Linked DNA regions of Homo sapiens: region 2 is linked to region 1. A link is a loop called in an ENCODE intact Hi-C map of the cell type or tissue named here. Cell type or tissue: heart right ventricle. All regions are shown on one strand. Each heading gives the region's core, and the rest is flanking DNA. Links, peaks and the distances in the headings are about the cores only. Region 1 overlaps LOC105370150 (a long non-coding RNA gene). Region 2 has its middle 230 kb from the start of RXFP2.

Region 1 (16,782 bases), core at 3,830-11,829:
CAGCTGTTTCTTCTCCTCTTGATGTTCAGACACTTCTCTCTTCTGTGTGTATGACTGCTGAGTCTGGGGTCTGGGGTTCTCATGGGTACAGAATAGGGGACGGGATGGGCCAAAAGGCAACATTTGGCCAGGAAAACAGGGATAGTTCTCACTTTGGGCCACGGGTCTAGGTTTAAGGGTGGAGCCCTCGTCAGGAACTCTGCCCTCTTCTACCCGGTATTTCCCTGCCTCCTGGCCTTATCAATGTTACCTCCCGGACTTATCAATGTCACGTCTTCCTCAAGTTCCTAGTGTCGCCCAGTCCAAGTCAATGACTCAGTAGATTAATCAGCAACCTTTTCTCTCAAATTGTCAAAAGCTGTTCAGAGTTATTGAAGACGCTCAATTTGCTGCAGTTAGGGATGCAGAAATTTGATGAATAAAAAAATTATCAGATTTTAACTTAAGACCCTAATTGTTAGATCTTTATTTTCTTTAAGGCTTTTGGAAAAGGAAATAAAAAAATTTTAAGTACTTATAGACGGCATGAAGAGGAGATGCAAAGATTTAGGTCTTTGAGAAAGAAGTGGATTTTTTAAGTGTTAAAAAATCATCATTTTTAGTCTAAAGGCACTGAGTGCAAGGATAATTAAGCAAGTAAAAGTCTCACTTTTTGAACTCAGAAAGTGATAGTTCATTGACTTCATGGATTTTCAACTTAGCAAAATTGCCTTTTAAAAAATAACTAATGCTGTCTTTCTCCTGAGAAAAGCTTTTTTTTTTCCACCTCAGTTTTTTCATAAGCCCAAAAGTATTTTTGCATTTAGGCAGGCCTTTCTATGTGGATTTTGGTGTGAATGTAGATAGTTCTTAAGTTTCTTTCTATGCCCAAATTACTGCTCAGTTATTTCTTTCATACAAACATGTTTTGAGTTGAACCACTAATTTTTACTTATAATATCTAATTTAGCTAAAGTAACTTCACAGACCCCTTAAAACTTGCTCTATAAAAGTGGGAATACTGAAAATCACTAAGTCACCATGGGGCAAAGGGCATAGAATATGCTAGAAGTGACTCTTGCCGGGTTGTAATTTTGGCTGGCCCTGACTTGCATTGCATGTCAATTGCAGGAGTTTGTTACCTACCTTGGAGGGTTTCGATGGGGAAGATCCCTGCAAGCTGCAGGAAGTTCTTTGGACCAATGATTAACCAACCGCCCTGGCACCTTCCTGGCAATGTTGTATTCTTGCCAAGAGGTGGGGAGCTTCCAGGGACCACTGGGGGACACAGAAGAAAACCTGGGAAAATTGAAGCAGAACCCCTGAGATGTGGCTGACCAGATATATGCCCTGGCATCCTGGCTCACGGGATGGGAAAAAAAATAACCTGTGCGTGTCTACTAATTGTTTCAGATCTGAAGAAAAAACTATGATAGATGCCTTTATATACTTTCTGAAAAAGAAATTCCTCAGTATATCACTTACATATCTACAACACTGTTGGGAATGTTCATAATTATAATCATAGCCACAGAGAGACTGTAGATGTTTAAATTCTGTTCCTGGTCAATCTGAGTGTTCTGGAAGGAAAGGAGATTATTTCTGAATGCATGTATTTCTGCATTTCATATCTAGATATTAATTCATGCTGTGATCAATCAAACCCTCTCTGGTTCTTATTAATACCTTATATTTATTTGGGGGCTTTTTCCTCGAGGAGGTATTGTTATAGTAAGTAGCTAGTCTGGCATGAGCAAGACAGGAGAGGGCTCTCCCACCCTGCCCCAGGAATGTCAGGCGACATCAGGTGATGGTCTGGCTGTTGTTAATTGTCTCTCTAAAATAATAATTTGTCACAGTCAGTGCCAGGGAAAGGCAGTTTTCCTATGATAGAAAAAAACCTGAAACTAGTGATCAGCAGTTTCCTGATAAGATCTCAGGAGTTGGGCAGTGGGCTCCAGCATGTGCATTAAGAGGTAAAATGACGGAGTTTAACTGGTCTATGATGTTCCATTGACATTTGACTGGTACGGGAAGAATGCCTCAAGTGAGCATGTGTACAACTCCGTAAACACACTGCACTTGCTCACCTCCCAACTGCCAGTAGGTCACTGCTCGTCAAACAGCCCACAGCCAAGGGAAGAATTAGGGAAGAAGGAATGCAAGACAGCAGAGGAGGTCTTTTGATCACAAGTCAAAGGTCAAACCACACACTTGTCCTTCAAGTTGACTGCTTGGCCCTCTTACAAGTATACTTTCTTTCCTTTTTTTTTCCTGCTTGAAAGCTTTTAATACACTTTCACACCTGCTCTAAAACTTGCCTCGGTCTTTTCCTCTGCCTTATGCCTCTCGGTCGAATTCTTTCTTCTGAGGAGACAAGAATTGAGACTGCTGCAAACCCATATGGATTTACTGCTGCTAACAGTATAATTATTTTATTTGAAATGTTCACACCCTTTCATCATATTACAGAAAACAGACAAGCAATATCCATATAGCTCTCCTCCCATCACCCACTTTAGTCCCATCTTCCAAAATAAGCAAATGATAGCCTTAAGTGGACATTATCATCAGTAAGAAAGGAAGTGGAGGGAAACATGTTTACGTAATGGGACAAGCACTGGACAACAGCTAGGGAAAATGATATGACGCCTTACTGCTGCTAGCCAGCAGTGTGATGTTGGAGGAAGGTACATTTGGGGGTCATAATTTCCTTACCTACAAAATAAGAAAGGTAGGATGTGTATGACCTCTTCAAGCTCAAATTCCAGGATTGGAGTTTAGAGAGCAGCAGAAAATGGCTGAGACCCTTTTTGGGGACAGTCTCCCCTCATACTGGGGATTCTCTTATTTTTCTTCTCAGGGAAACAATAAGCATATTGTGGATTGTAATAAAGAACATTCAGCAGATCGTCATTTTGTCATCACTGTGAATACAGCTTCTGAAAGGAAAGGGACAGAGAAAGAGAAGAAAGAGACTAAAACAAGGAAAAGAGTTTCATTAAAAAAAGAAGATGAAATTTATGCCAAGTTCAAAAACTCAACTGACCATCAAAATGTACACTCATGGTATATGGATAGGTTAAAAAAATGAAACATGGTACATAATTTTTAAAAAGGAAACAATATTTACGTATAATCCAAATCAATCTACATGTTGTTTTATTTAAAGGATTCCCCAATCCAGAGTGCTTGGGAATAAGAGTTTCTGGATGGCCAAGTTTACCCAGATACCTAAAGGTTAGTTAACCTTTTAAATTTTGTAATTTATTTTTAATGGGAAGCTTTCTAAAGTGTACATTTCCTTGTCTTATGAGACAGAGTAGATTAAATGGACCATTTGATCATAATTAGCCCTTGGGAATATAAGTATCTAGTGCTCAGTTCATAGTTACAGACTCAGATGTAGATACAGATTGAATAGCTTGTGTGCTGAAGGCTCACAGACACAATTGTGCTCCTGAAATGTGTTTGTGTTTTTGTGATTAGTGCTTTGTAAATTCCCTGCTATCAATTTGAATCACAGTTATTTGCCTGCTTCTCATAAAGAAAGTGTGGCCTGAGGCTACACCAGCTAAATGAATTCCTGAGGAGTTGAGCATAGCTGCCTCTCAGAACATTTAGTGATCTAATGAAGGCAGCTTTTCTAATGATTGCTGTTAGGTCCTTTTGCTTGTAAGCACTGTTCAGTACATGGTTGTTCACATCCTGGACCACAGGCTCCTAGTCCGCATGGGCCACCCCTTCTCTCTACGATGTCACGTGTTATATCTCTTTACAGTCACTTCCCCCAGTGCTTTCAGCTCCCAGGTCTAAAACTGCCCTAATAGAAAAACCAATCAGGGTCCTCGTCCCTTCTGGTCAGCACATTAAGCCAGCTGCCATGTGTTAGTATAATCTTCAGGTATTTGACTAAAACATTTGGCTTATTGGCCACTGAATATTCAAGAGCCTTGTTGCTAAAGAGGCAATTAAAATGATTAACAAAACGTATCTTTCCTATATCAGCCATTATTATAGTTCTACACATGAACTGTACTTGTTGGGTTATGATATATATTGCTTCTTCCCCAAATATAAAAGGTTTTCCCTCTATCCAATGGGTTCTTGCTCCAGTTGTCAAGCCAGGCCCCCAAGGTTCGAGGAGGTGGAGAGGGGTGGACAACAGGATAATAGTGATGTTGCTGCTCCTTACAGCGGAGCCTGGCACCCATGGGAAGAAATAACAAACCCAAGTCACGCAGCTGATAAGAAGAAGCAGATTTGGGATTATTTCACTAACCTCTGGGGTGTAAATTTGCCTTAGCATAAGCTATGAGTTACAACCAATGGAATCGCTACAATAACAACAGATTCAACGCAGTGTCTATTAGAATTCATGATGTTTTCCCTTATTTCTTATTGTTTACTCACAGTCAGGGAAGTACTTGGTTTTGCTGCCTGCATAAACATGATATTGGAATTCTTTCAAATTTATTATTTAGTTTAAAGCTTTCTATCAGTTATTATTTTTTGTTCATGTGTACTTCAGCTCCATATAAATTAATTTCAAATTTATCATATCTTGCTACTTGCTTCTTTCAATTTTTACTTATATATTTACTTCGTCCAGGGCACTAATGTAACAATCCATTTACACGTGTTTTATAGCATGACTGGCTTTTTAGGTACCCGCATTTTCTGAAAAGCAAGATTGTTATTTGCATTTATAGTATCATATAAAAGATGTAGGATTGTATACATCAGTAAATTTGCTGCATTTTATATTTATTGATATCAATATACTTCTTTCTATTCCTATGATTTTATACCTTTTGCCCAAAATGTTGGAATATTGGTGATTATGATTTTTGTATTGGTTCTAATAAGTAATATACCATATTTTTTATGAGTAACGTAGTATTTCTCCAGTAAAGCCACAATAAAATCACTTTCAATCCTTCTGTTTGATGAAAAGTACTTAATTTTTCCCCAAAAGTTCTTCATAAAATCTAGAGGTACCTTGTGCATGGCATGTGTTCTGTGTGTCCATAAACTATAAATAGATGCAGATGTTACTATCTTATGTAACATCTTTATTTCATCAAGGTTTGTTTAGCATCTTCTGAGTGATGGCTGTGAGCCTCACTTCTACTTCAGCAGCAGGGTGGTTCAGAGCTCCTTCTAGCACATCTTGAGAACTGATGCTCAAATGAGCTCACAAAAGACATGTATGTGTGAGATTTTCCAGGCCCACAAACGGTCACTTCTCATATTTTATCATCAAACTTCCACCATTGTTTTTTCTTAACCAGATAACTTTTATAGTCGTGATCCCCCCATAACCTTAGCATTTTAAGTAAGTCATCCACATGTGAACTATTACCCAACAGAGGAAGAAGAGGAAGAGGATCATTTGCCCAAGACCATCTTTGTCACCATGTGATTTGGGATCTTAAGTAGCCACAATGTGTGATGACCACTTGCATTTCATGATTTTTAAATTCTTATTTTAAATTCACTTTCATTTAACAAACTTTTGTGTTTATTTAACTATTTTTACTCCTGGTTCAAATTCAGGCACACTCAGAAGAGGAAAAGAGTGGTTTGTTTTTATGATGTTAGTATAACACAGTACAGAAATGTCTCATTTATTTATAACTTGAGATTTATACCACCATCTAATTCCAAAAGGAATTTGAGGTGGTACATGGAGATGTTGACTTTGCTCTTATCTGAGTGCCTTAAAATGTAATTTATGCTGGTTGTTGTGTGCCATATATCAGCCCCTTCTTGGCACTTGGTGATTAATGTCTGTGAATGGAACAAAACTCACACTGAAGGTATAAAACATCCTCTCATCTGTGAGGTCTTGGCAAGCACTGAGAAAACTGCAAGAAGAAATAATTTGAAGTTGCACACTAGGCGCAAAAGAGTCGAATGGCTCTTTAAGAGGAACTTCAAAGGATAAAATAACTCTTTTTTTTTTTTTTTTGAGACAGAGATTCACTCTTGTTGCCCAGGCTGGAGTGCAGTGGCGTGATCTCAGCTCATTACAACCTTTGCCTCCTGGGTTCAAGTGGTTCTTCTGCCTCAGCCTCCTGAGTAGCTGGGATTATGGGCGCCCGCCATCATGCCTGTCTAATTTTTTGTATTTTTAGTAGAGATGGGATTTCATCATGTTGGCCATGCTGGTCTTGAACTTCTGACCTCAGGTGATCCACCCACCTCGGCCTCCCAAAGTGCAGGGATTACAGGTGTGAGCCACCATGCCCGGCCGATGAAATCTTCTTAAAAGGCATCTCTACTAGAAAATGGTTAATGCCCCCCTCCCTTTGTACTCTCTGTGTATGCAGCACCCAATCTTTGGTGCCCCTCTGGGTTTCTGTCCTGTCGCCTCACTCCTGGTGAGCTTTAGGAACCAGGTCACACATTTACATATTTGTCTTTGCACAATGTCACATGGAAAAACTCTGACAAAATAAGTTAAACAAGTTTAACATTGATAAACAATGCAACTTTTGTTTTAATCTCTCTTTCTGACTTGGTTTCTCACATCATCCATCGGGAAGTAAAATAAGCAAGAAGTGGGGAGGATGAGGACGGAGGAGGAAGGAACAGCTAAAGCAGACATTTTTGTTTGGTGTTTCATCAGGTGAGTGACTGACCACACATTTAATTGGCTGGCAGATGGCTTGATGACTGTTTTTCAACCCAATTACCTGGATGTTCAGGCTGAGCAATTTCCCTTGGCAAAATCGTGAAGTAGTTTTGAAGCTGCATTCACTGCTCATTCAGTTTCCTTTCTGTGCTGCCCTCCCTCATACCTTTGTGTTTTCCTCTGGGTACCTTTCTGGGAGCACAGCCTGCCTCTGGAGGATCCAGGGTGGGACACACAGAAGGGAGAGTTCTAGAAACAAAAGGAAGACCAGGTCACGCAGAGGTGCAAGATCAGAGGCTCCCCTCTGCAGAGACTGGGGAGCCACAGCCTTCATCACCTGAGTGGGGACCGACAGGCAGTGGACACTGCGGACCCGGCTCTTGCCTTCCTTATTTGCACCTTCGAGGGGTTCCAAATCTGAACCACTTATGCTTATTAAAAAGTCCTTTTCCTTGCCTCTACTGTGGACCAACTAAATTCCTAATCTCTCTGGGTAGGACCCAAAAATCTGAATTTTAAACAACCACCTATGGTGATTTGTGTGGACATGAAATTTGATCCCTGGTGGACTCTCTCTCATCTAGATGATCTCTTAAGACTCAGCTCTAACCTTCTATAATTCTAAGGCCAATTGAATTTGACTCACTTTATTCTCCATAAGGAGAAGCCCTAGGCCACAGATGTACAGCAGGAACTCTCCGAGAACCTTATCCTCATCAGCCTTCAAATTTGCAAACGTCTTCCTCAGCACGTCATGCCTTGGCAGGCACTGTGTGCAGGTGTGGATGGGTCACATTGCCCTCCCTGTGGAGCTGGGAACAAAACAGTGAGACTCCACTGGGGGCTGGTCCAAATGCAGCCTCGTAACAGACTCCTGCTCATGGGCACGAGGGCACCAAAGACACTTAGGAGGGGCAGAAGGAGGCACCCTGCTGATGGGCCCGCCAGCAAATTCCATGGCAAGGAGAGTGGCAGCATTAGAGAGAGGCAGCAAGATGGAAATGAGGTCAGGCTGGAGAGAGAACATTCTGGATGACATCATGGTTGCCAGGAAGCTGGGGAAAGAAGCCTGCTTGTCCAGACCACGCCAAGAGTCTAAAAGGGTCAGAAGCAGGGTCAGCCGATCCCAGAGGGAGTGCAGATACTCTCAGAATGAGCTCTGGTGCTGGGCTTCTGGGGAGCTCTGGGGATGCAGGAATAACCTGCTACCCTGAGAAACTCATTGACGCAAAGTTCTAGAAACACAGCCAGCTCTCTGAGAGGAGCCAGGTCCTTTTATACAGATCCTTCTTTTCCCCCATGGCTCACTCAAAACAAAATCTAACTCCATCTCCCTGGGCCTCAGTTTTCTCATCCGTAAGATGTAGGTGTAGATAATCCCCACAGTATCCTCCAGTCCTATGTTTCTATGGAAACTAAGCAAAATAAATAACACAGGAAAATATAAAAAGACACTGTTAAGCAAGATAGAGTGACGGTAGAATTTTCTGGAGAGGTAAAAGCTTGTAAAGGGCAGAAGGAAGCCTTGACCACAGAGGTGGTGAGCAGCAGGCCAGATGTGCAGCAGGGATAGGCAGGGGTGGTTACAGGTCCAACGTACACACTTTGGATTTGGCCCCATGGAGAAGCTAGGAGGAAGTGAGGGCTCACGGTTCACCGTGAGACCAGCTGAGGTCAAGGTACAGGCAAAACTATTCAAGGCAATCACTGCTCAGAGGATCCTCCAAATAAAATGGCTCATCTGCCTCAATCTGCTTTCATGGCTCCATTGTTTCTTATATAGCTTTTTTTTTTTAATGCCTATTCATTAAAAAACTTCAGGGAATATTCACTTTGCTCAAATCCTCAGTGATGGCGAGCATCAAGCTTTCAAATACCAAGCAAACTGTCCATGGCATGGTTTGTTTTTTTTTTTAAGACTAAATAAATTGAAAGAAAATCCAATGTACATGTTCCATTCTGCAACCCCAAGTCTCCTAGTGCCCCTCAGTTCCTCAGCCTGCCTCCTGTGTCTGAGTGGAGAGCATCTTTAAGGGGAACTGTCGCAGGTGTGATACACCATCCCTAGCTAGGAGCCCTCCCAGTCAGGTGGAGGGTGGCTCCTTCAGCAGAGACAACAGCTCTAGAGTGTCCCAGATGAGTGCCATTTCCAATGCATCTTATTTCCCATGTACCTAGAGACTCTCTCAGGAATGGGGCCACCTCACAGAGTCACACACACAACCCTTCTTTCAGAGGTTGGAATGCAGAAAACCCAGCAGCACCAGCTCTCTCTTCAGACAAGGTAATAAAAACCTCTTTTAAATCTCACGCTTATTCCTCTGTAACTCCTGGCAATAGGCATGAATGATCCTTCACTGAGAGATTTGTTTTTATCCATCTTGGGATTGAAGAGATGTCCAGGTTGGGCCCCTCACACCATACGCTCCCACTGGAACACAGGAGTGACTTGCTCAGGGAGGCAGCCCCCAGCCCAGAGGCTCTGCCCCTGTCTCCTGTCTCTGATCCCCAAAATGGGTGTGAGAAGAGTGAAATGGGAAAGTCACTTCTTCTCACTGGTTTAAAACTCTTATAGCAAAGAGGGGCTACTTGTACTTTTACAGCAACTGAATAGCCAATACTTACCGCACAGAACACAGGACGCATTTATTCTTTAATTTTCTTAATCAAAGATGGTTGCTGAACGAAGGTTGTGGGAGCTTAAGCAGCCCCAAAGCACCCCCTCGCTTGTAGTAGACTGTTTTTGGAAAAAAAGAAAGCAAGACCTATTTGGTGTTTTCTTCCTGATGTGAACTGAAAAGCAGGCTTGATCCTTCTAAATACTGTCCAACTCATTCACCTTTCTTCAACTCTGTACTAATTTATCGAGTGTACTTTATTTTAATTTTTATTATTATATCTTTCATTTCCACATTTATAGTAGGTTCTTTTTCGGTGCTACTTGTACTTGTTTCATTTCTCCTTGTTTGTGTTTTATGCAGTCTTTTTCTTGTTAAAAGAAGTTATGCCTCGTTTATCTTTTTGAACACATTTAGCCTACATATTTGAAGGTTTTGCCAAAAAATTCTAAAAATTAAGTCTGGAGTAAATTCATATTTTGATGGTTGATTTTCTTGGCTGTCTCTTTTTGTATTAGATTGCATAATGCATCTGTCTCTCTCTCTCAGACTAGCAGATTTGCAATTGCTTCCTCCTGGCCCTCTGAGCCTCTGGGATTAAGAGGATTCAGAGCATTTTCCCTAGCTGTTGTTTCAGATGATAGTTTCAGATGCCTGTTCCACTGTGATGTTGGAGATGGAAGATCCTCTCACTTGGCCAGCTGGCAACATGGTTTACTATCGCATTCTGATGAAACTAAGAGCTGCTCTCCAAAACCATCTCTCTAGGGGACATTTGTCGTGCTAGTTTTTCCTTCTTTAGTTTCTTTTCATGATTAGGGAGAGCCCCTCCTCAGCTCCTGCCTTCAAACTGCGAGCCTGGCCCTTGCCCTGTGTTTGATGGAGAACTCCTAGTCCCCTTTACCCAACAGAACATTATCTCTTGGTAGCCACTGCCTGCTTCCAGACTCAGGGCCTCCTGGGCTCCTGGTCTCAGCCACCTCACCACTTTGCATCTCTGTTCCATTTCTGGTGCAGGAAGACATTTATTTTGTTGATTCTGGCTAAAGTTTTTTGTTCCCTTTTGAACTATGTTCCTGTCATCACTATATCTCACTTATTACTATATGTGTGACCTCAAAGTGTGAACACTTGGATATAACTGCAAAAATGTGATACTATTTCTGCAAAATTTAATTTTTAACTTATGCAGAATTCTGCTGTGGCTTCATGCATTTCACAAATGTTTGTCAGTTCCTCATGTATGTGGGTCATTGTTCTAAGTTCTAGTGGAGCAGCGGGGAGAGGTGGTATGAAGCTTTTCGACTTCCAGATGCTTTCGATTTAATCAAGGATTAACTGTCACACTCAAAGAACTATAATGCAGACAGTGCCCATCATCTTCTGAACCCAAATCAGAAGGCGTGGTCTGACTGTAATCAAGCAACTTGAACTTTCCAGTTTGTTTCTCCAGCTGCAAAATGGCAACCATAACATCTACTACTTTGGGTCGTTTTGAGGATTAAATAATATAATAGAAATAAAACACTTAGAATCTGGCACAAAGAGAGCACTCAATGATATTAACTATGCTTATCTTAATAGACACTGTCTCAACTTTAAGCATCATGACATATATGCATACGTATATATACACACATATATGTATATGTATATGTATATGTGTGTATGTATGTATATATATATAGAGAGAGAGTAGTTTCTTAGAAACAAAATATTTTAAGTTTTTTGTTTTTTTTGAGATGGTATTTCGCTCTTGTTGCCCAGGCTGGAGTACAATGGTGTGATATCGGCTCACTGCAACCTCTGCCTCATGGGTTCAAGTGATTCTCCTGCCTCAGCCTCCTGAGTAGCTGGGATTATAAGTGCACGCCAACACGCCCAGCTTATTTTTGTATTTTTAGTAGAGATGAGGTTTCAGCATGTTTGGCCAGGCTGGTCTCGAACTCCTGACCTCAGGTGATCTGCCTGCCTTGGCCTCCAAAAGTGCTGGGATGACAGGCATGAGCCACCACTCCTAGCAAAACAAAATATTTTTATATCTTAAATTTTTGTCTCTTTAAATTCTTGTTATTGAACTGTGATAGAATGGGCTTTTCTTTCCCCTGGACCACCTATATTTTGATGTTTCTTCACCTTGCCCAGGAGGGACTTTTGCAGCAGAATAATGCATCCATGTTATGCATGAGAGAGATTTGTTTGTCTTGAAAGTGTTCTGCTTTAAAGAGGGTAAGAACTCACCATCTCCTCCTTGAATGAAACTAGGAATGGGTTTCCAAGGGCTCAGACACAGGACCAGCAACAAAGGAGGTTCTAGGGGTGGACAGAGAGTAGAAAAAGAAAGGAAGAAAGGAAACCAAGGGAGAGGAACTTATGGATGCTCATCTGAGAAGGCCTCTGCATGTCTGAGAAGTGACCCAGTGAAAAGATATTTTATACCAGCCTCTGTACTCTGAGAATATTTGTGATTGGCGGTGAGGGTGAGTGTGATGGGATTCTTCTGGTAATGGGCTATCCTTGAGTTCACTGTTGAAATGGTTGAGTGATGCCCATTTTTTCAAGGGTAAAACCTTGGCTGAAAGCTTGATTCCCTGGGATACCAGATATCCTGGGATGCCCTAGATCACTATAGTGATAGATAGGAAAGCTAATTATGAAGACTTGTGAGAAAATAGTGCCTACACCAAACATTTCCCTAACCCATGTATAGATAGTTTGGTCCAAGAGCATCCTGGGAAGGGTGGGGACATTTTACATCCAATGTCTTAAGGCAATGGAAGGACACGGTATTTAAAACAGACACTCTTCTGGAAAGTCTAAGATGAGTGGACCCCAGAGCAGGGTAGATGCTGTGCAAGTCATTGGACAAGAGAAAAGCTTAAGAGTAATTCCTTCCTGATCAGAAAGGGCCCGTGGACATTGTGCTCAAGAGATATTCATTTTATTTTACTTTATTTTTATTTAGTTCTGGGATACATGTGCAGGATGTGCAGGTTTGTTATTTAGGTAAACGTGTGCCATGGTGGTTTGCTGCGCCTATCAACCCATCACCTAGTTATTAAGCCCTGCATACATTAGCTATCAATCCTGATGCTCTCTCTACCCCTGTCCCCCGAAAGACCCCAGGGTGTGACGTTCCCCTCCCTGTGTCTATGTGTTCTCATTGTTTGGCTTCCACTTGTAAGTGAGAACATGTGGTGTTGGTTTTCTGTTCCTGTGTTAGTTTGCTGAGGATGATGGCTTCCAGCTCCATCCATGTCCCTGCAAAGGACATGATCTCACTCCTTTTTATGGCTGGCTAGTATTCTACGGTGTATAAGTACAACATCTCCTTTCTCCAGTCTATCATTGATGGGCATTTGGATTGATTCCATGTCTTTGCTATTGTGAATAGTGCTGCAATAAACATACTTGTACATGTACCTTTATAATAGAAAGATTTATATTCCTTTGGGTGTAATGGGATTGCTGGGTCAAATGGTATTTCTGGTTTACATCTTTGAGGAATTGCCACACTGTCCTCCACAAAGACATAGTTTAAAGTGCATTCAGTAATACAAAAGTGGGATGATGACATGCCAAGCACTTTTTATTTTATTTGTCTCATGTTTATAACCACAAGCAGAATGTTGGTTGATGGCCTCTTTTGATGATTAAAATGAGAAGGCTGTAACAGAGATAAAAGACTTGTGCACATAGCTAAGTGCTGTTGGGATCATGTCTGTCAAGTCAAGATCATCTGGGGGGGCACAGGAAAAAAAAAGGAACCTTTAACGTCATTGGGATGGATTTAGAGAAAAATGTTAACAGCCAGCTTCGTTTTTCTCAACCTCGGTGTCATAGCAATAATTGTTTGTATGTGCTGAAACTCTTGTGAGTTAAAACAGCTCTCATGAGCAGCCACCTTATTTCAGCAGAAACCAGATAGTGTTGAGATTCATTTTTGAATGTTGTTGTGGATTTTTCTTTTTTCTTTTTTTGAGACAGAGTCTTGCTTTGTCTTTCAGGCTAAGAGTGCAGTGGCACAATCATGGCTCACCATAGCCTGGATTTCCTGAGCTCAAGTGATCCTTGCACATCAGCCTCCTCAGTAGCTGGGACTACAGGTGTGCACCACCATGCCTAGCTAATCACCTTCTGGAATTTTGAATGAATATTGCCTCCCTGCCCAGGAAGAACTGGAATGCTCATGGATTGCTGGGGTGGACGCAGGCTCATGGGAATGGGGTTGAGGGGTGCTGGGTGGTCTGCACATGTGGCTTCAATGTTTGGGTTCAGTTTTATGTTTCTCTCCAAGAGTTTTAAAAGTAAGTTAAGACCCACTCAAAATGAGGCATGGCCATTGCAGTCAGTCTAAAATAAAGGAGGGAAATTGGAAATCATAAGCGTTTGTGTTCAGAGAAATAGGTCAGAGGTCTTAAAACGTCTGGCTATGCGAAACCCAAACAGCAACAATGAGATGCTTTGGGCCAAGCCCAGGCTCGGAACAATCTGTGTCTGGAATGGTTCAGATTTTGTTCTCAGAATTTGTCTGTTTTTCGGCATTACCCCAAATACCAATACAATGTCAAAATAGAACCCAATTCTCCGATTGGATGACCAAGGCTTCCTATAGGGAAGAAGGTAATTTTCCCCTTAAGAGTTTTAGCTGACTGATCCTTCATAGCACCTGACTCAGGTTACAAAATTCATACAATCAAGATCTAAAAACAGATTTCTTTTCCATGTTACTTTTCCTTATCTAAGTGCTGCAACCCACTAAAAACAGCAATTTGTTAATTTTCTTAATATCTTCCATTTTCCTCTTCACAACTCCATTTTACATCCATGATGCTTAGTTTTTTTCAGTGATGCCTTAAATTCTTACTGCTTGCTTCATTTGAATATTATGACATTTAATGAAATCTTTCTCATCAGGTTGATGGATTTCTTTGTTCCTGTTTCTTGTCCCTTTCATAATATGTCATTTTGGAAAATTGGACTTTAATGTTTTCTAATTCTTCTTTTTAGCACTGTTTGCTATCTCATGTTTTTAGAATGATACTTTTACCACTTCTCACGTATTGCCAAAAAGAATCAATTAACATTTTCTCTAGATCTCATCTTGGAAATAAAAAGATAAATACATTCTTCCATGCTAAAAAATAGAACAGAAGATGGTCCTTGTGCTCATCCTGGTCAATTCAGTTTCTGGGTCTGTTGAGAGAAAATTAATGGACAAAAGAAGGCTATTAAAAAAAGAATATAAAGAATTACTTTTTAGAATTAATTAAGTAATGCAGGAGAACATCATGTGGTAACTAGATTATTGAGAAATACTTTTTTTACTGACAGACTATATAAAACTCTGACACTTATAAGAATACTGTCTTTTCTGAATGGGAGGAAGCACAAATGCTCTTGGATGCATTTGAACAGACTTGTACTTGTTATGCTCATATATAAATATCTGCTTGCAAATGTTCTCAAAAGTAATTATTAAAATATATGTTGAAAGAATGAGGGTCATGTTACATGAAATTCCAATATCTTCCTCTGTGATGACATCTCAAAGTCTTTAGAAAATTCTTTTGATTTAGAGTCTTTAGAAAATGCTTTGCCTTATAGCAACTAACAAAGCCTTGGAATAAATGCTGAGATAAAACCAAACTGCTGCAAAGTAACAACATTAATGAGACACGGTCTGCTTACTTTTTCCTCTGGAGTATCATTATTTTAATACTGGAATTTTCAAATCAATTTCTTTTTCGATTCCAAGCACCCAGAAGCTATAAAATCAGATATTAGCATTGGGGAAGATTTATTACAAAAGTTATATATTGAATTATCTATTCTAAGAGACCTGAAATAGTCAGATACTTCAGTGAAATTTTTGTACAATTATCTTGGAGATTTTTTTGTTTGCTTGTTTGTTTTGTATAAAATCAACACTAACTATTTCATCTATTTAAATATGTTACAGTCTAGCAAAAACAGGCTTAGAAATCTTTCCATCATTAGTAAACACACATATCTACTTGAAAATCGTTAGTATCTATGAGATCTCCCACTCAAGTATTTTAAAGTAATATAGGACTAAATTGTCTTTGTGAAAAACTTAGACATTATGGATTAAGCTAGTGTTTCTCAGCCCTCCACTTTCAGTACTGGCTCTCTTCCTAGAGTTAACCAGTGTTATCAGTTCTTTGTATATGATTCCAGATCTTTTATTTCTTCTATGCATTTTCATCTATATCTGTATTTATATTTATAGCCATGTAACCATTTTGTTGGACACTATTGGCATAATGACTAATGCTTACCCGCTTTACAGAAGCCATGAATATATTTAAGTACTAACATTCTTTATTGCCTCTAAAGTATAGAAAGTTACAAAATTTCAAAATAATGCTTAAAACTCTACCAAATTTAATATTAACAAATATAGCATTTATAAACAAGTCATTACATTTGAAAACAATGGGTAGGTTAGATTTTCCTTACTTCACAAATGTTCCCAAGTGCAAATGATAATTACTGAAAAATTATAACTAATTACAAAATAAATAAGTTACTTGTAACTAAATCTTTTCAAAAGCAAAATTAGAAAAATCTTTCCTAATATTTTTTACAACAAAAAATTTATATTTAATTTAGGAAAAAGGTCTCAAATTAGGTGGAGTAGTGTCTTCAAAATTTAAGATTTCTTAGAGCTTACAAATTTCTTAAAATAATCTTGTAGAACTATGTAACATTCTTCTGTGTATTTTTTTAAAACTTGCTCTACTCACTAAAATATCTAGAGATTTTTAATGTGAGTAGACATATATCTAGCTTCTTGTTTTGCAACTGACTGCTAATATTTCATGGTGCTTTTGGAAAGTGAAAAATATGGAGTATGGCTATCAATGGAAATTAGTGGATAAAGTCGGTACTTAGGGACTATCAAACATAAGCCAAAGTTAAGAACTATGTCTGATTACAAATACAAGCCCTGAATAAAGAAGTGGATATCATAGCACCCAACAGGCAGCTTGGGGGAAAAACTGGTATGAAATATTAACTTGATCACTTTCTCTATCAGTACGTGTTGTTGAGATTCTAGAATATGCTCCTTATTGTGCTTGGTTTTGGGGGATAGTGCTATATAAAGTGAGTCCCCTCTTCATGGAGCTTACAGACTAGTGGGGAGGGCAGACACTGCACAACAATGCACAAAATTTACTATCACAAGGAAAGTAGAGGGTGCTCTTACCCATTTAGGGGTTCAACAAGATCTCCTTGAGGAAGTAAAATGTAAGTTGGACTTGATGGTTGAATAGGATTTTGCCTAACCACAGGGAGGTGTCAGTCTTGATTGAAGAGAAAATGTGGCATTACAAGTTGAGGGAATAGCATGTGGAAAGCCTTAGAAGCAAGAGGGGATTTGGCCTTATATATAAGATGACAAACAGGAGAAAATGGAGGCAGGAGAGCTGGGCAACTGTCAGAGTCTGGAAGGCTTTGAAAGCAGGTAGGGAGCTTGATTTTTCTTCTAAAGAGAATGGAAAGTCATTGCAGGGTTTT
Region 2 (16,782 bases), core at 4,042-12,041, 72 kb after region 1:
TTGCATGATCTAGCAAATGGCTAATATATGCTGAATATTTGTCATGTGCCAGCATCTACACTGAGTGCTTTTCATAATTTAATTCTCACAATTACCCTGTCTGGTAGGTACTAATATTTCTATTTTACAGATGAAGAAACCATCTGTAAGTTGAAAGGTTAAGTAACCGAGGTTACACAGCTAAACGGTAGAGTGAGGATTAAAACCCAATGAAAACCCAAATACATTGTACTCTGGAATGCTCAGCTGTTTCCCATTTATTTGCCTGCCCAGTTATCAGCAAATTTACACAATCACTACATACTGGCTCCAAATCCTAGCGGATCTTAAAACTGCCTTCTCTTTCCATTTCCATTTTGAATCTATTCCATTTCTATACTGAGGAAAGGATATTCACATCTATAGGCAAAGATGTGGATGGGGAACATGATGTAACAGATTATGGCTCACTAGAACAATTTAAAATGCTGTCACCTCCTTTTCCCTGATACTCTCTGATGGATTCATTTGCCCATGATAATAGAATTGCTGCTTTCAGTTTCCTGCCTCCCAAATTTCTTCTTGCTCACACTGGCCGGTGGCCTTTGGCTTTTCACTCTCAGCAATTCCTTCCTTGAAAAGCCTGTTTGCTGGTGCATCTCTGTTCCAGGAAGAGAGGAAATCCATCCTGATTTTCCAAAGGGCTTTTAATTAGTTTCAAGTTCAAATTGAAGTTGTTAATTTTCTTGAGAAAAATTACACATTACTGGGAGGCAGGTACAGGAGGAAGCACCCTGGTCTCTTGTTTTCTTGATGTTGTCTCTTTCCCAGAGATCCAGTTTCATGTTTTGAAATTTTTTATAGTAAAATCAAACCCAACAGGAAAGACAATCAACACCCTGAAAAGAAAAGAGCCAGGGGAAAGCAGATAGCTTTCTTTGCTATGGAGTTTCACCAAATTTTCCTGATTGTGTTGATTTTAACTTTTAAAAGACACCACGGTTTGCTGTGTTTCTTTTCCAAGTTTCTGTTTCTAACATATGACCTTCATTTGGGTGGAAAAGTAGATTCATTATTTGCTCCTTTGAACAACTGCTTTTCTGCTACTATAGAAGGGAAATGAGAAAAAGTGAGCTAAATTCATGATCAAAACTGAGAATGTACAAAAAAAAAATGTTATTTTGCATGAGATTGTATTCCCAAATTATTTCTAACTCTTTTTATTTTTTATTTTCTTTTGAGACAAAGTCTCACTTGGTTGCCCAGGCTGGAGTGCAGTGGTGTGATCATAGCTCACTGTAACCTTGAACTCCTGTCTCAAGTGATCCTCCTGTCCCAGCCTCTCAAGTAGCTAGGACTAAAGCATGTTCTGTTATGCTTGGTTAATTTATTTTATTTTATTTTTATTTTTGTACATATGGGATCTCACTATGTTGTCCAGGCTGATCTCAAATTCCTGGGCTGAATTGATCCTCCCACCTTGGCCTTAGGATTACAGGCATGAGCCACCAAGCCCAGCTATTTCCAACTCTTCTAACCTCTGCTGATATAATTTAGTTTTGCTTGTTTTCGAACTCTATATAAATTGAAGTTATAATATGTATTCTTTTGTGCCTGACTTCTTTCACACAATAGTATGTTTGTAAGATATAGCCATGATGTTTATGTTGCAGTAGTTCATTCATTTTTACCACTATATAGTATTTTGTTCATGGTTATGCCAAGATCGATTTATCCAATCTCTTGTTGAATGGTATTAGATATCCAATCTCTTGTTGAATGATACTTGTTAGTCTTGCTGCTATGAGCATTCTTGTACATGTCCTTGGTGCACGTATGTATACCAGGAGTGTAATTGATGAGTTCTAGAGAATCTGTGTGTTCTACTTTATTAAACAACACCAGACTGCTTTCTAAAACAGCTGGAGCAATTTATACCCCGACCAGGAGTGTATGGGAGTTCCTGTTGTTCCAACAATTGGTACTGTCCTGAGATGCCTAAAGACATCCTTCCCTTTAATGCCAAACTGGCATTTATTGAGCCTCCTTCTTGCATGACAGGGAGATCGGCCTTTGTAGTTCTTCCCCCAGTAATTTCAGACGCTCTCCAGAGAAAGCCCATGCATCCTGTAGATCCTGCTCAGGTGTCAACCTGGCATACATCTTGTAGACCATTTCTTCACTCTCTGCAGGTGATTCTTGCCATTGCGTGTTCTCAAGCCCTGCTGAGGAAGCACGATGAATGGCACTATTTTGGTGGAGGACTCAGTAAGAATCATGCAAGAGACAGGTTTTGGGGGATAAGGAATGAGTGATGGATTCTGAAAGCTGTCACACTCCTTCTGCACACTAAAGATTAACTGGAATATAGCTGACTGTAACCAGTTGGAGGGGAACAATAGAGGTGGCTGGTTTCAGGTTATCTTCCAGGTGATTTACCTGGGACATCTGCCTTCCACCCTGATGCTCAGTTTCTTTGACTCAACTAGGCTTTTTGGCTAGGTAGAAAATTTATACTGCCATTAAATTTGGGCAAGAGGGGCTCTAGCCCTAGGCCTAGCCCTCCTGTTCTGGCTTTCTCCTGCTGTGCTCCACTCTCAAAGGGCAAGGAGAGCTCAGGGTCGAGGAGACATGACCCCCTTCTACACTGTGCTCCAGGAACCCAGCACCTCAGAATCCCCTGTTCAAACAGCTCCAAGCCACCTTTCAAAGCCTGGGTGGGCCCCTTCTCTGGATGTGTTGTCCTGAGGCAGATATTACTTGTGTGTGTACCTGTAGGCCCAGACAGCCAAGGAGTAGCTACTTATAGAGGGTATGGATGGCATTTGGATATGAGGCTGGGTTATTCCCAGGCATGTACAAGCCCATTTTCCCTTCTGGCCTGAGCTGGGGAAAGAAGAGAGAGAGACGTTTTGGGGAGCTGGGAGCCTGGACCAGTTCTCTCTGCACGTCCACATGTTAATGTAGAACTCTGAGAAGTATGAGAATTTTAAATTCAAATATGGTCTTCTAAGTCATTAGGAAGGTATACTTATTAAGCTAAGACAATAAAACATCTTTTATTTTGTAGTTTGCCAGTTTGATTTATTGCAGCTTTTAAGTATATAGACCAACGGTGAAGGCTTGCCCCTGTACCCTAGTCTTGGGCCCTGCAAATGTTAGTGAGATTTCAACCTCTATACCTCAATGGCCTGCTCCAGCTTGATTCTGGCAGCTAGCTCTGGAATCTTCTGCTTCATGTCTCACTGCCGTTATTTCCTGGCAGCTTTCCCAAATCCCTCTACTATCTGATTTTGTCCTCCAACCCTGAAAATCTCAGTATGTAGTGACTGAGGTTGTCATCTTGCACTTTACTTGGAAGGGTTCTACCATACCTCCTGATTAATAGTGTATAATATCTTTTCCTTCCTCTTCCTTCACCTACCTACCAAGTCTTTCTGATTAGTCAAAGAAATATCTACATTATAAAATGAAGAACTATCCACCGCTTTAATGACTGGGATGGACCAAGACAAACCAAACCCCACTACCAAGCATCTTTTGCAGATAACATCTTGTAATAAATACTTTAAAGTTAAGTTTTTGCTATGCAGTGCATTTGAAAGTTGGAGAGAATCCATGTGTTAATTATCAAGAAAATTCAAGCTTAAGGGAAAATGTGGAACATTATATAAATGAAAATTTGACTCAACAATCTAATATAACTCTGCAAATAAGTAGTTGCCTATTAGATCCAGGCACCTAAAATGATGAAAAGCACAGAAGAAAGCATCAGCAAAATTATATAACATATATATTAATTTTCCCCTTAAATTATTAAGGATTGGTGAATTATTTATGTATTAAGGTAACACAATATTTTCAAGCTGATGGCAGAATTCATCGCAATGAGAGGACAGTGTTGACTGAACATGCTGATTAACAACCTTCTCATTGTAGAAAGGGAAAGTGGTCTGGGTGGCTTACGAACTGCTCTGCACAGTAAGGTAGGGTGTGGGGGACCATAGGATTGTAAAGCACCAGGGAGCAGCTTGTTAAGAAGGAAATGTGAAGACAGAGAGAGGGACAGCAAGCTGGTGGGCAGTCAGGGGATGGAAGAAGAAAGTCAGTGAGAAATCCCCCCAGGCAGGAATGATGGAAATTGGGAGAATGACTCAGAGGTGTCTAAGGCTGAGACCGAATTTCAAATCATCTCCTATGCTTTGTGATGTTACTACTTTCCTGCCTTCTCTCTACAAAATGTTAAATTAAATACCTCTACATAAAACTATCGCATGTAACAGTATCTGTGAGAATCAAGAAGGGGAAACTATGTTTATTTAGGTTAGTACAAGATGAAAAGCAAAACCAGTAAGACGGGAAATACGTATGAAATGGGACATTCTACAGAGGCAAGGAATAAGAGTAAGATACGACTTAGAGAAATATAATCTTCTCTAGAATCCCTGGACACTTCGGTGGTGATGCTGTTTCCCAACATTTATGGAATGGTGCTGAGCTATTGCAATATAAATGTTGAAGAAGAAGGTGATTCTGTAAGGCTGGAGGATTTGGGGACATCCATATGATGGCACCTGGGCCATCTTCACAAATGAAAGCTGTCTTTCTTTTAGATTTTTTTTTTTTTTTTGAGATGGAGTCTTGCTCTGTTGCCAGGCTGGAATGCAGTGGTGTGATCTCAGCTCACTGCAACTTCCGCTTCCCGGGTTCAAGCAATTCTCCTGTTTCAGCCTCCCAAGTAGCTGGGACTACAGGCACGCACCACCACGCCCAGCTAATTTTTATATTTTTAGTAGAGACGGGGTTTCACCATGTTGGCCAGGATGGTCTCGATCTCTTGACTTTGTGATTGGCCTGCCTCAGCCTCCCAAAGTGCTGGGATTACAGGCGTGAGCCACTGCACCCCGTCAACAGAAATGTTTTTATAGAATACAGTACATACAGAATTGATTAGAAGTGATTGAATTCTTTATAGAATGTGAAATTTCAAAAGTAATAGTTTGTAAAGTAAAGGATGTGATGTATTAGATATGGGCTTTAATCAACAAGCATTTTACATTTTCTCTGTTCTCAGCATCGTACTTATGCTGAGAGACACAAAGGATATGTCAGACACAGTTCTTGCTCTACAGGAGTAACAAACAATTAAGTCACGTGAAGCATTAAGAAGGTTGGGTGTTTAGGCTTGTGCTGGAAGGCAGCAGGAGTTGGGAGAGAGAAAAGAACAGCTGAGATGCAAACATCCTAAGAAGTTGCGCTGTACCATAAGGGAAGGCTGGAAATAGGAGGCTGGAAGAAGATGTCATCTTCCAGGTTGAGGTAACAGCATTTGCACAGGCACAGACAGATGCAGGAATTCAGTATGGCATGATGTACACACACTGCAAATTAGCTGACTGAGTAGATGGTTTTCCCCTGGGAGGAATACGGAGACACATGCTTGTGGAGCAGGGAAGATAACGAAAACTTTGAAAGACCAGTTGGGGATCTATGATAAAAAAGGGGGAGCCACTGCCTATTTAATAAATGGTATTTTAGAAATACTTGCCTCACAGCAGGCTGTAGGATGGCCACATAAATGATAAACTGGAGGCAGGAAGGAAACAGTGGCCCAAATCTGGGCATGAGTGACATATGACGAGACCAAGATGGTGGGATCACGGTATAGTTGGAGGAGCCCCAGAAATTTTCCATATTTGTAGCCCAGCTCTATTAAGGATTATACCCTTAAAAGCCTTCTCCAGATACAAATATACCATTTAACAAAGCTCAGGCTATCACTATCGTCCCACACTCAACACGTATTTTAAACTTCTTTCCATTTGAGCAAATTTTTCACCAAACTTTATAATATAAGCCCCTCTAAGGAAGTTTACTTCCTCATTTTGGTAAATTTCCTGCTCATGCATTTTTATAAGCTTGCGATAGCCAACCTAGTTCCTAGAAGACTCATGCATTATAGACCTTTGATAGGAAAGGTGAGGATTAAAATTCATTATTATTTTATCTTTTGGTTTCTGTGGTCACAGAGTGTATAAGACAAGGACATACACTGTGTGCAATATCAGACATCCTGCTGCAAAATGGCTGTGGTCTGGCAAGGCTGGGAACAGCTTTTGTGGGTTTGCAGTGATATTTGAAGTTTGATGAATGAATACAAAATGCATCACTGGTATAATCTAAATGATGTGACATAATTTATGCTCCAACTGTTAAACTCCAATAAATCCCAGCCAATGACAGGAAAATCCCAGATGTTGGGCCATTCTGGAAACTAAGTACACGGGCCTCAGTGAATTTATGATCTTTCTGTTTTTGACTCCTTTCTCCCATTTTGGAGATTAGTTCTTCTCTCGTTAATTCTACCCTGCAAAATGTGCAAGCTAAAACTGCCTCACAAACCTTCTTCATCATTAATCCTCAGATGAATTTCAGCATTTGAAAATGGTAAGTTGCCAGAACTTTAAAAAAAGATACAACTTTGCTGTCTGTTTTATTAATCACTAGTATCTTTGTCTCCAGAGATAAGTGCGACATTAATCAGAAATTCAGGAAAGCATCTCTCATGTTGATTTAAGTGGGTTTCTGGGGTCACTTTCAAAAAGTATAAAACATTTGCTCATTATTCTGTATATACTAAGTTACTAAAAGGTTATTTCTCATTTTATGATCTTATAATTCAAGCTATAGTTTTAGTCCTTAATTAAAGAGGGATTAGGAAATATAGCAGTTACTCATTTATAGGAAAAAGGGCTTTCATTGTATGAAATTGTTTTATAACTGCAAATAGTACTAAGGCAAAAGCAGGAAAAAGGAAAATATTTAAAAGCATGTCAAGGGCACCGAAGTCTTATAGAATAAATATTTAACAAATAAATAAATGAAAGAAAAACCTTGTGGAGATATTAGCTATAGATAGGTGGGTTTTAAGTTTAGCAAAGCTAAGCCTCAGGGTGCTAGTTTTTTCTTTTCAGCTATCAAGCCTATAACTTGAGTATTAATGCCTGATGAATAGCATAAAGCAGCAGCATTTTCCATATGTGTACTTAGAGTAAAGTTAATGTAATAAACATAATTGCACTCATATAGCTTAGTATAAGCAATTATCACTAATTACTGGTAGAGTTTCTCTCTCTTATTTCTAATGAAGAGTACAGTGGAAGGATAGTTTATCTCTAGATACTAATTTAATTTAAACGTTAATAGGAATAGTTTTGTTTCTGCCTAAAAGATTTTGATGAATTTTCATTGCATCTAACTTCAATTCCAGCAATGTCTTTATCATCAGCCTTTCTTAGTCTGTCACTTGGAGGATGTTCTATCCTGTCCTACTGTCCATAAGACCAAGCAGCTCGGAGGACTCCCATGAATCAGTGAAAAGCACCTTGCACCATTCTGGGCAAGCAGTGGGACTCAGCTTCTGTGGATTTTGAATTGTTGCATGAAATCAGTCAGTATTTCGGAGCATCGGTGATCAGAGGTGTCTCCTACATATTTGTTTGTATTCCTATAAGCATCCAACACAATGGCCAGTAGGTAGTTAATGCTGATTAAATGTTTACTGAGAGAAGAGACGAATGCAGGTATTTATGTATATTTGGGTTTGGGTCATTGTTTTCTTCTCTTTTTTTCCTTTCTACACATAGGATAAAGAGTCTGTAATACACGACTAGAATAATTTGATACTTAAAAAAACAATGGTTGAAAACAATGACACATTAAACTATCTACTGTGCAAACCTTCACCACCAAAGCCACCTCTGGCCACAGTGCAGGACTGTTAGAAGTTGAGGGGACCTTTAATTTCTGCCAGAAGCCCCAAGTGGTTGACAATTATATCATTTCTCTATCTCTTAATCTTAACTGATTTGCCTGTTTGTGGACAAAAGAAAAACAAGCCATGTTACAGTTTGTTCAGAAACCAAGAAGATGGAAGCCTTTTAATTCTGTCTTCATTGGTGAAGCTATTTACTTTGCTGTGTTTTGTGCTTTGAAAAAGTTTGAATAAAGATACAAAATACAGAGCAGAGAGGCAGAATGATATTGCAAATAAGAGCTGGAAAACTTAGGCTCGAAGGTGGCTCTGCTGTGTGACCTTGGATGAATTAATTAACTTATCTGTGTCCCAAGTTCCTCGTTTGAAAACAGGGGTGTAATAATAGTGCCTAACTGCAAGATGTTGTGATGATTGAAGGAATTTAGATAAAGTGTTTAGACAGTGCTTGGTACATAATAAATGTATATAAGTATCAGCCATTTTGGTATATGACTTTACAGAAAGCATAGATGCTGAACAGAATAATCCACTTACTGAGAACCACAACAATTTCAGGAATATGAGCATATCATTCCAAAAAATATAATAGGAGAGATACATTCCAACAAAACAGGTAAAAGAAAGAAAACACTTTACAAATATGTAGTTATTGAATTCAGTATTCTAAAACCAGAGATATTGGTGGTATGTCGAATAGGAGAAAAAAGGGTCCAGGAAGAGTTGGAATAAACAGGGAGTCAGAAAAGTGATTTTCAACCTTTGTCCATGTTACAATCATTTGGGGGAGCCTGTTAGCTCATACCGGGGACTCTGTATTTTTGAGAGATGCCCTAGGTGATTCTGATGCAAAATGAAGATAGAAAAGAGCCTTAGAAAATGAAGGGGAGCCGAGATCTGGGTTCGGGGGTGGGAATGAGATTTGGATAGGAAACTCAGGCAGCTGGAACCCTGGGGGAGTTTCACTCAGTGTTACCAAGTCACAAGCTAGAATAATTCACTCAACTCAGATCAACCCATCACCTTGTTACTGAATGTTTCTGTTCTGGGTTCACATGAAACTGTGTTTATTTTCAAATCAACTATAATCTTTTCTCTGATATACAGTGAGAATAATTGCTTTCCATACAGGAAGTTAAAGCCCCAAGCAGTAATTCCTTCCTCACAGTAAGTCTTGCTTTCAAGACTATTAACAAGCATCATTTTCTTATGGCTGATTTGTCTGTCTATTTACCTATCTATATCTGTCTATCTATCTATCTATCTATCTATCTATCTATCTATCTATCTATCTATAATCTATCTATCTATCATCTATCATCATTATCATCATCATCATCATCATCATCATCATCAATCTATCCATTCTAAGTCTTTCGGTAGTAGATATTTCCATATATTAAAAACAAACAAATGAAAAACCAAAATAAAGCTGACATTTAGTGCCTTCAAGCCCCAACCATTCTCTTTTTTTAAACCACTTTAAGTAGAGACAAAACAAGCAAAGGTTGACTTTGGTGGTAGAGTAAATTTACACTTTGTGGAAGTTTAAATTTGAAAGGCTGAACTAGATTTCCAAATTTTTGTAAGTGAAACTGATGAGATTAAAATAAATTGTCCCATTTCCTGGAATCAGGCCCTGTCCAAATGCAGCATGAGTTTTTCTGAAAACTTGATTAAAATTAAAATGATCTCATAAGGAGAGACTTTGGAAATGGTGGAGAAAACCCAACATCAGGCATATTCGTTTTCTACACATCAGAAAGAATGGGTCAGAATTTGGAAAGATTTGAAAGTGGGAATGTTGTATCTTTCTTTTGAAATTTGGTCTTATCCTACTCCCAGAATGGAGATATTCCATTTCTAGTACTAAATGTTCTCTATTTCCTTTCATATTTCACAATATTTTTCAGGCCAATTTTTTTTTTTACATCTAACCAATGAATCCAGTATTATATTTTTAACAATCTTTCATTTCCTCTCCAATTTGTGATGTTATTTGGAATCCTTATATGTATAATAAACTGCCTAAAGATTTAAATTATTTTAAATTCATGTATGTTGGGTTATTCCTGTACTGTTTACTTGTGGCATTGACTTATCTATTTTTGCATCTGTACCAGGCTTGGCAACTGCATTTTTTTAAGTATATTTTAGTATCTGGCAAGATGACTTCCCTAGCCTTCCTCTTCTTTTTCAAAATGTACGTAGGTTTTTTACCTATTTGTTAACCTATCATTACTTTTAAAAATATCCCTTATCAACAATTTTTAAAAGGCTATTGGGATCCCTCTTGAAACCATAATAAACTTATACATTATTTTGGAAGGAATTGATGTTTTTGTAACATCTGCTCATCAAGGAACATGATGCACCTCTACAGTTACTAGTTTCTCAGACCTCTCAGTAAAGTGCACTTTTGTTATTGCTTAGGATCGTTTTGGTTTCTTGGTGATTTTTGTTGCTATAGTAAATGGCATTTTCCACCTGGTTACTGTTGGCATAAGTGAGATTTCTTATATAATTATATGGTTTGCAAATCATTGGAAGCTTTTCTTTCAATAAATTTACCTCTAATTTCTGTTTTGTGTCTTTTGATTTATTTTTTATTTTTTTTTGAGACAGGGTCTCTCTCTGTCACCAAGGCTAGAGTGCAGTGGCACGATCAGCTCACTGCAGCCTCAACCTCCGAGGCTCAAGCGATCCTCCCACCTCAGCCTCCCAAGTAGCTGAGACTACAGGCACATGCTACCATATCTAGATAATTTTTTGTATTTTTTATAGAGATGGAGTTTCACCACATTGCTTAGGCTGGTCTCAAACTCCTGGACTCAAGTGATCTAACTGCCTCAGCCTCCCAAAGTGCTGGGATTACAGGTGTGAGCCACTGTGCCCAGCCTGTTTTGTGTCTTGTATCAGCTAAAACTTCTAGAACATGTTGAATAATAAGATTATAGTAGGCATCTTGATTTTACTCTCAATTTTACTGGAACTTTCTCTAGCATTTCTATTTTAAGTATGATGTTGTCTATGGCTTAAGATAGATGTTATTTGTATTATATGAGAATCTGTCAGAGATACTCAGCCTCCAAAATGTCTATAATGATTCTTACCTTCTGGTAGTCACACTTTTGTGTAGTCTCCTCTCATAGTGAATAAGGCTGACGTATGTAACAATATTATGGACATAAAGTTTGGTGACTTCTGGGGCTGGTTCATAAAAGACATTGCAGTCTCTGCCTGGAAATTTTCCCCTGATTACTCACTCAGGGGGAAAAGCCAGCTGCCATGTTGTGAAAACACTCAAGCAGCCCTATAATGGTGAGAAACTGAGGCCTCCCATCAAACAGCCAGCTCTAACTTGCTAGCTATATGAGTAAGTCAGCTTGGAAGCAGTTACTCTGGCCCCATTGTAGCCTTCAGATGACTGCTTCCCTGGTTGATATTTTGATTGCAAACTCATAAAAGACCTTGAGTCAGATTCATCCAGCGAAGCCACTCCTGAATTCCTAACTTACAAAATATCTGTGAGATAATAAACGCTTATTGTTTTAAACTGCTAATTTGGGGGTAATTTACTATGCAGCAATAGATAGCTAACACACTTCCAAAATTATATTTAAAATAAATCACTTAAGGCCAGGCGTGGTGGCTCTTGCCTGTAATCCTAGCACTTTGGGAGACCGAGGCAGGAGAATTACCTCACATCAGGAGTTCGAGACCAACTTGACTAACATGGCGAAACCCCACCTCTACTAAAACTACAAAATTCGGCCATGGTGACACATGCCTGTAATCCCAGCTACTTGGAAGGCTGAGGCAGGAGATTCGCTTGAACCCAACAGGCGAAAGTTGCAGTGAGCTGAGATGATATCACTGCATGCTAGCCTGGGCTACAGAGCAAGACTTCTTCTCAAAAAATAAATAAATAAATAAATAAATAAATAAATAAATAAATAAATAAATAGATAGATAAATAAAATAATAATAAAATAAATCATTTAAGTCAGCAATGGTAAAAATGATATTGAATGCCTTTTTGACATCTATGAGATGATTCTTTTTTTTCTTCTTTTTTGGTGTATCAAGGTGATGCTTTATTTCATTAGCTTTCTTAATATTAATGTATTTTAGTCTTCCTAAAATCTTCTTGATCATGGCAGATTATTATTTTAATATATTCTCTAATTTTATTTTTTAGTCATATGTTTAGAATTTTGTATATATAAATTAATAAATAAGCTTGGCCTATACTTTTCTTTTTTTTATAATAAAGATTGTCCTACTTTTGGAAAATTATCTGGTTTTTTTTCCTATACTTAGAATTTAAAGGGAATCATCTGTCCCTTGAAAGCTTAAAGACCATGAAATCCTCTGCGCCCAGGGCCTTTTGCTTGTACTTTCTTTGATGATTTTCTGAATCCCTTCGTATTTATTGGTCTATCCAGGTTTTCTACTTGAATCCATTTTTAAGGTTTATTATGTTACAGAAAATGTTAAGCAAACTACCACTGAGATTATTATCCTATATATTTGCTTTTCGTATTATTTTTCTCACAGTTTTCAAAAATCTGGCTGAAATAAGATATGAAAGTGAAGAAGCTAAACCCATCAGCAGAATTAAATAACCAATGGGAGAAATTGCCCTTTCTTGATGCATCCTCTGTGGTAGGAACCAGCTTTGGGGAATGACTTTAGCTATTTTACCCGAGTGGAGATGTAGCCAACATGTAGCCGAAAGACTCAGAAGGAATTGGATCAGTGGAATCTGAGGAAAGCTGGGAAGCTACATGAGGAAGGGAGCATACTCATACATCTTGCTTGCCACTCCCCCAAAGAAATATGCTTTGTTATAACAGTTGAATTAACTTATATGGAAACATTAGGCCACTGACAAGCTAATTGCATAATGGCTCCCACACTTACCAGACCAAAGTACCAAAGTTAAGGGGAAAATGGAACGTATTGAGGAAAATACAAAGGATTTTGGTTGCATGCCTTTACAGGAACCGGGCTGCTTGCCCTCGCTCTGGTCCTGTTAACATTCCACACATGGCTCAATCTCAGCTACAGTTTCCATCATGTTCATTACTCTCACGAACATCTCAGTTGACATGAAATAAAGGTTTCCTCTTGACCTATGAAGTTTAAAGCTAATTCACTTTCTGAGTGGCTTAAACTAACTGCACCCTGCAGCTTGCTCAGCACTTGGAGCTATATTTGGAAAAGTTTTTGACAGTCAGTACAATTTTCTTCTCTAACATCCTGAAATTTTTATCAAAAGAAAACATTCAATTTTTTAAACTTTAGTTTTTCCCCCTGCACTGTTGTAACTAATCAGTGCTCGGGGAGGTCTTTGGTCATCTGCTTTGGTTTCATGTGACCATGTGAAGTGAACTTATACATGGACTACACACTCCAGAAATCCTTTAACCCTCTAGTGTCTTCTCAGTTACTTTCTGCAACAACTCCTTCCCCCAACAAAACAGAAAGGTCCAGAGAGACCGTTGCCTTCTCCTTTGGCTCAGCTGACTGGCTGGCCACGGATGCTGGTGATTGATGCCTCTCTTCCCCAGCTCTGCTGCTGGCATTTCCAAATCTGGACTTCTTCTTCTTCTTCTTCTTCTTCTTCTTTTTTTTTTTTTTTTGTATGTCTTTGAAAGCCTTCTTGTTTCACTAAACTTGTCAGTCATATATCCTCCTATTTTCTGCTCACAGCTGCAGTGGAAATGTAACACCATCCTTCCTCTTTGCTAAGGGTTTTCCTAAGGCCATGGTGATAGGGCTCTCCTATGCTCATGAGGCCCAGCACCACCAAATAGTTGTTGTTTTACTGTTCCAGATTAATGAATGGTTAAAAAATCCAGGCAACGTAGGGGTCCTGTGGTCACCTCAATAAATGCTAAATCAATTCTTAAGCCCTTCGCCATCCCCTAAGAACTTGAAATGCTGACACTTGGGGTCAAGCTTTTGCCACACATTTTCTGAAGGATTTGGGGCCTGATGTTGCTTCACTGCCCCTTACCAATCAGCTTGATTAGTGCTTTTCTGAGGACCTATCCTTTATTAAAGATCCTGCCTCTGCAAACTATATTAAGTAGTTTCTCTCTGGAAATAACTTTTCTCTTGTTCCATGTTCAACCATCTGCTTAATTTATAGACTATTAAGAGTACACACACTTTACTCTGTAATAAAAAAAAAATCCTTGCAACTGAGGTTTGTAAATTGCTCTCCAGGTGACACTGGAGCAAGGCAGGGGAGGAATGTGGTCTATTCCCAAAGCAGATAGCAAGAACTTTGACCCAAGTCCTGCCCATACCATTTACCAGCCGTGTGTCTTTGGGAAATTGACGTCTTCTTTTTGACCCTGAGTTTTCATGACTGTTCAACTATAAAATGTGAGGGTGATAATAACACCTACGCCTTAGGGTTTTGTTTGTTTTGTTTTAAATATAAAATAACACAATATACTCAAAAATATTTTATAAAGTGTAAAACATCAGAGGGCATTAGAAAGTATTCTGCAACTTCTCCTTTTGCAGAGGACTATGGAAACGTACAGACCTTTATTTATTTACCATATTTAGAGACTCTACTCCTTGGAGAGAATTCTAGACATGCCTTATATCAGGGCTACCGGCTCCACTGATATAACAGATCAGCTTGGGTTTTAATCTCTTTATTTAATATGCACGTACACTATTGCCCATGGCTTGGAAAATTTAACCACAGAATCTCCATTTGTTTTCTGTTCATCATCTCTGGATTGGTTTTGTTTTCTCATCTCTTAAATTTTGTTTGCTGTTGTGTTTGTGTTTGTTATTGTTTGCTAGAAATTTTATTATTTTAAGAAGATTTTTTAAAAATCAGTTTCTGGTTCTATGTATTTCACTATTTTCAGTTTTCTAATTCTTTTCAACTTAAAATTTTAATTTCTCTTTTCCAGTTTTGTTTTTGTTTTTACTTTTTTTCTCCAGTTACTTGAGTTGACTCTTTAATTATTATCTCACCTCCTGCCAAAAGACATATGGTCTTTTCCGTGCTAACTAATAAATACTCTTAAAAACACAACTATACACAGTTCTTTTGTATTTGCTAATCATTGCTCTTTCTTGATAGAGACATAACATCACATATGTAATATCATCCCTGTTGCCTTATGAATCTTAAGAAATTTAGAGGGCTTTAAAAAGTGGGTTCCAAAATGATCTCTAGCAAGATCATTGCTTAAATATGCTCCCTGTGCAGTGCTTTTTTAGTTTAACAAAATAGGAAAATAAATGAATGTCATGATAAACTGCATTTCTCACCTTGTTCTTATTTTCTGCATCAAGTTTAATCTTCACTGCTGAATTTGCGTTCTTTAGCACATGTGTGCTATTTAGAATGGAGAATATTATTCAAAACATATATTGGCATTAAAAAGGGGAGAAATGTGTTAATTCTCACGGGTGATTAGTAGGAAAATACAATGGTATCTTGTTTTTGTTAGTGAATTTGGATAAACTTTCATTGATCTCTGATTTTGTTACCATCAGATGAGCCTGTTGAAATGTTAATTCTTTGGAGTGGATTTGTGCCAACACTGCTTAGTTAAAAAGGTATGAGATATGTCTCACTGGACCATCTGTAGCATCATCAGAAAGCTTTGCTCCTCCTCCTTGAAGGGGGCAACAAGTTTAATTTCTGTGTGTGTTGCTTTGTCCTCAGCATATAATTTATTGACATCCCTATGACATGCCTTTTGGTTGCAGCACAAGCAGGGCTGGTCATGTTTTATGCTCCTGATTCCTTTTGCTAAGACAGCTTCTGGATGTTTAGTCACACACATACACACACAGCAAATGGGATGGCAGTCTGCCCTAGTTTACCCAACCTCCTGCCACATTAAACTTGCTACAGTTATTGTGTGTTGAGGGTAATTTCTAAAATATTTTACAAGCTCACAGTGAGCTGCCTCCTTCTGACAGCTACTCCACAGCCTGAATCCAGAAAGTATTGAGATACAGAGTTAAAAGGTGTTTGTCTTACAAAGGAGAGAGAGGGAAAAACACAAAGGCAACAGACAACAGAGGAGGAAATGAGAAGTTTGTTATTTGGAGGCTATTGCTCTACCAGATAGTGCAGCTGACCACGGGCTGCAAAGCACAGTACCTCCTCAATGATTCTTTCTATATTGGGTACATTCTAAGACAGTCTCTGTATGTTCGCATAGTTGTTATTTTTAGAATTCTGACTACTGTAAATATTTTTTCTCCTCTGAGGCAGTATTTTGCACTTGTATCAAGGGCAGCTGAGGTATCTTGAATTCGTCTCTACCAAAGAGAACTTTAGACAGCTGTAATTCCCCAGGAGCACTGTGTCCATAGTGTCCTCCGAGGGGCACAAACAGGCCCTCCAGACCCAAAATATTCCTCTCGCCAAATACGCCTGGGAGGTTTGAACTGAATTAAGACCGTAAGATATCTGAAAGGAGTAACAAATTAGCAAGCTAGAATATTAGCAGGAATTAATTTATCACCTCTTGCTTCCAGGCAGAGGAAATGAGACCCAAAATAGAAACCTTTCCAGGCCAGAAGAAGTGGGCGAGGTCTGGAGCTCTGAGCTCCAAGGCCCAGTCTGTAAGTTGTCTAACCATTCATTTACTAATTTACTAATTCACTCATAAATCCAGTGGTGTGCCAGCACTGTGCACATGAGAAATGGGCACTATAGGACTGCTAAGTAAATAGTTAAACAATGTTGAGTAAATGACATCAGGGCTGCCCTGGTAGCTTTGAGTGACAGAGGCAGATGAGAGGGTTGGTAGTCATGGATTGAAGGCCAGGAGGATTTCCTGAATTTCTCTGCCTAAGGCTCATGGCCCATGGGCACTTGGCCACCCTAGGCAGGCTCAGAGCAAGCACCTCTTTTCACCTGAAAAAGTTTTTGGCTGTTGAACCCCCAGCATGATTTCCTAGCAGTGCCTCTGTATACTTTGCTCACTCATATCCACAACCAGAACTTATCCATCTACTCTGGTATACTA

The links. Peaks named below come from ENCODE experiments on the same cell type or tissue, not always from the same donor. Only the 100,000 strongest peaks of a DNase experiment are listed, where the experiment ranks them.
Region 2: it touches region 1 in a loop (2.6-fold over the local background); 2 of 110 quality-filtered maps call a loop at or near these places.

Annotation. Positions count from the first base shown.
Region 1 is chr13:31,434,568-31,451,349 of GRCh38, forward strand. LOC105370150 (a long non-coding RNA gene) reads left to right here. Exons shown (of 6, transcript XR_941830.1): 2 at 3,152-3,219; 3 at 6,531-6,613; 4 at 8,798-8,903. Among named protein-coding and RNA genes, the nearest start is that of B3GLCT, 240 kb to the left of the region's middle. In heart right ventricle, for the core only: no CTCF peak of the experiment used is centred there; DNase peaks (open chromatin) are centred at 7,421 and 7,744; H3K27ac peaks cover 1,046 bases; H3K27me3 peaks cover 268 bases.
Region 2 is chr13:31,506,082-31,522,863 of GRCh38, forward strand. No RefSeq gene overlaps it. Among named protein-coding and RNA genes, the nearest start is that of RXFP2, 230 kb to the right of the region's middle. In heart right ventricle, for the core only: no CTCF peak of the experiment used is centred there; no DNase peak of the experiment used is centred there.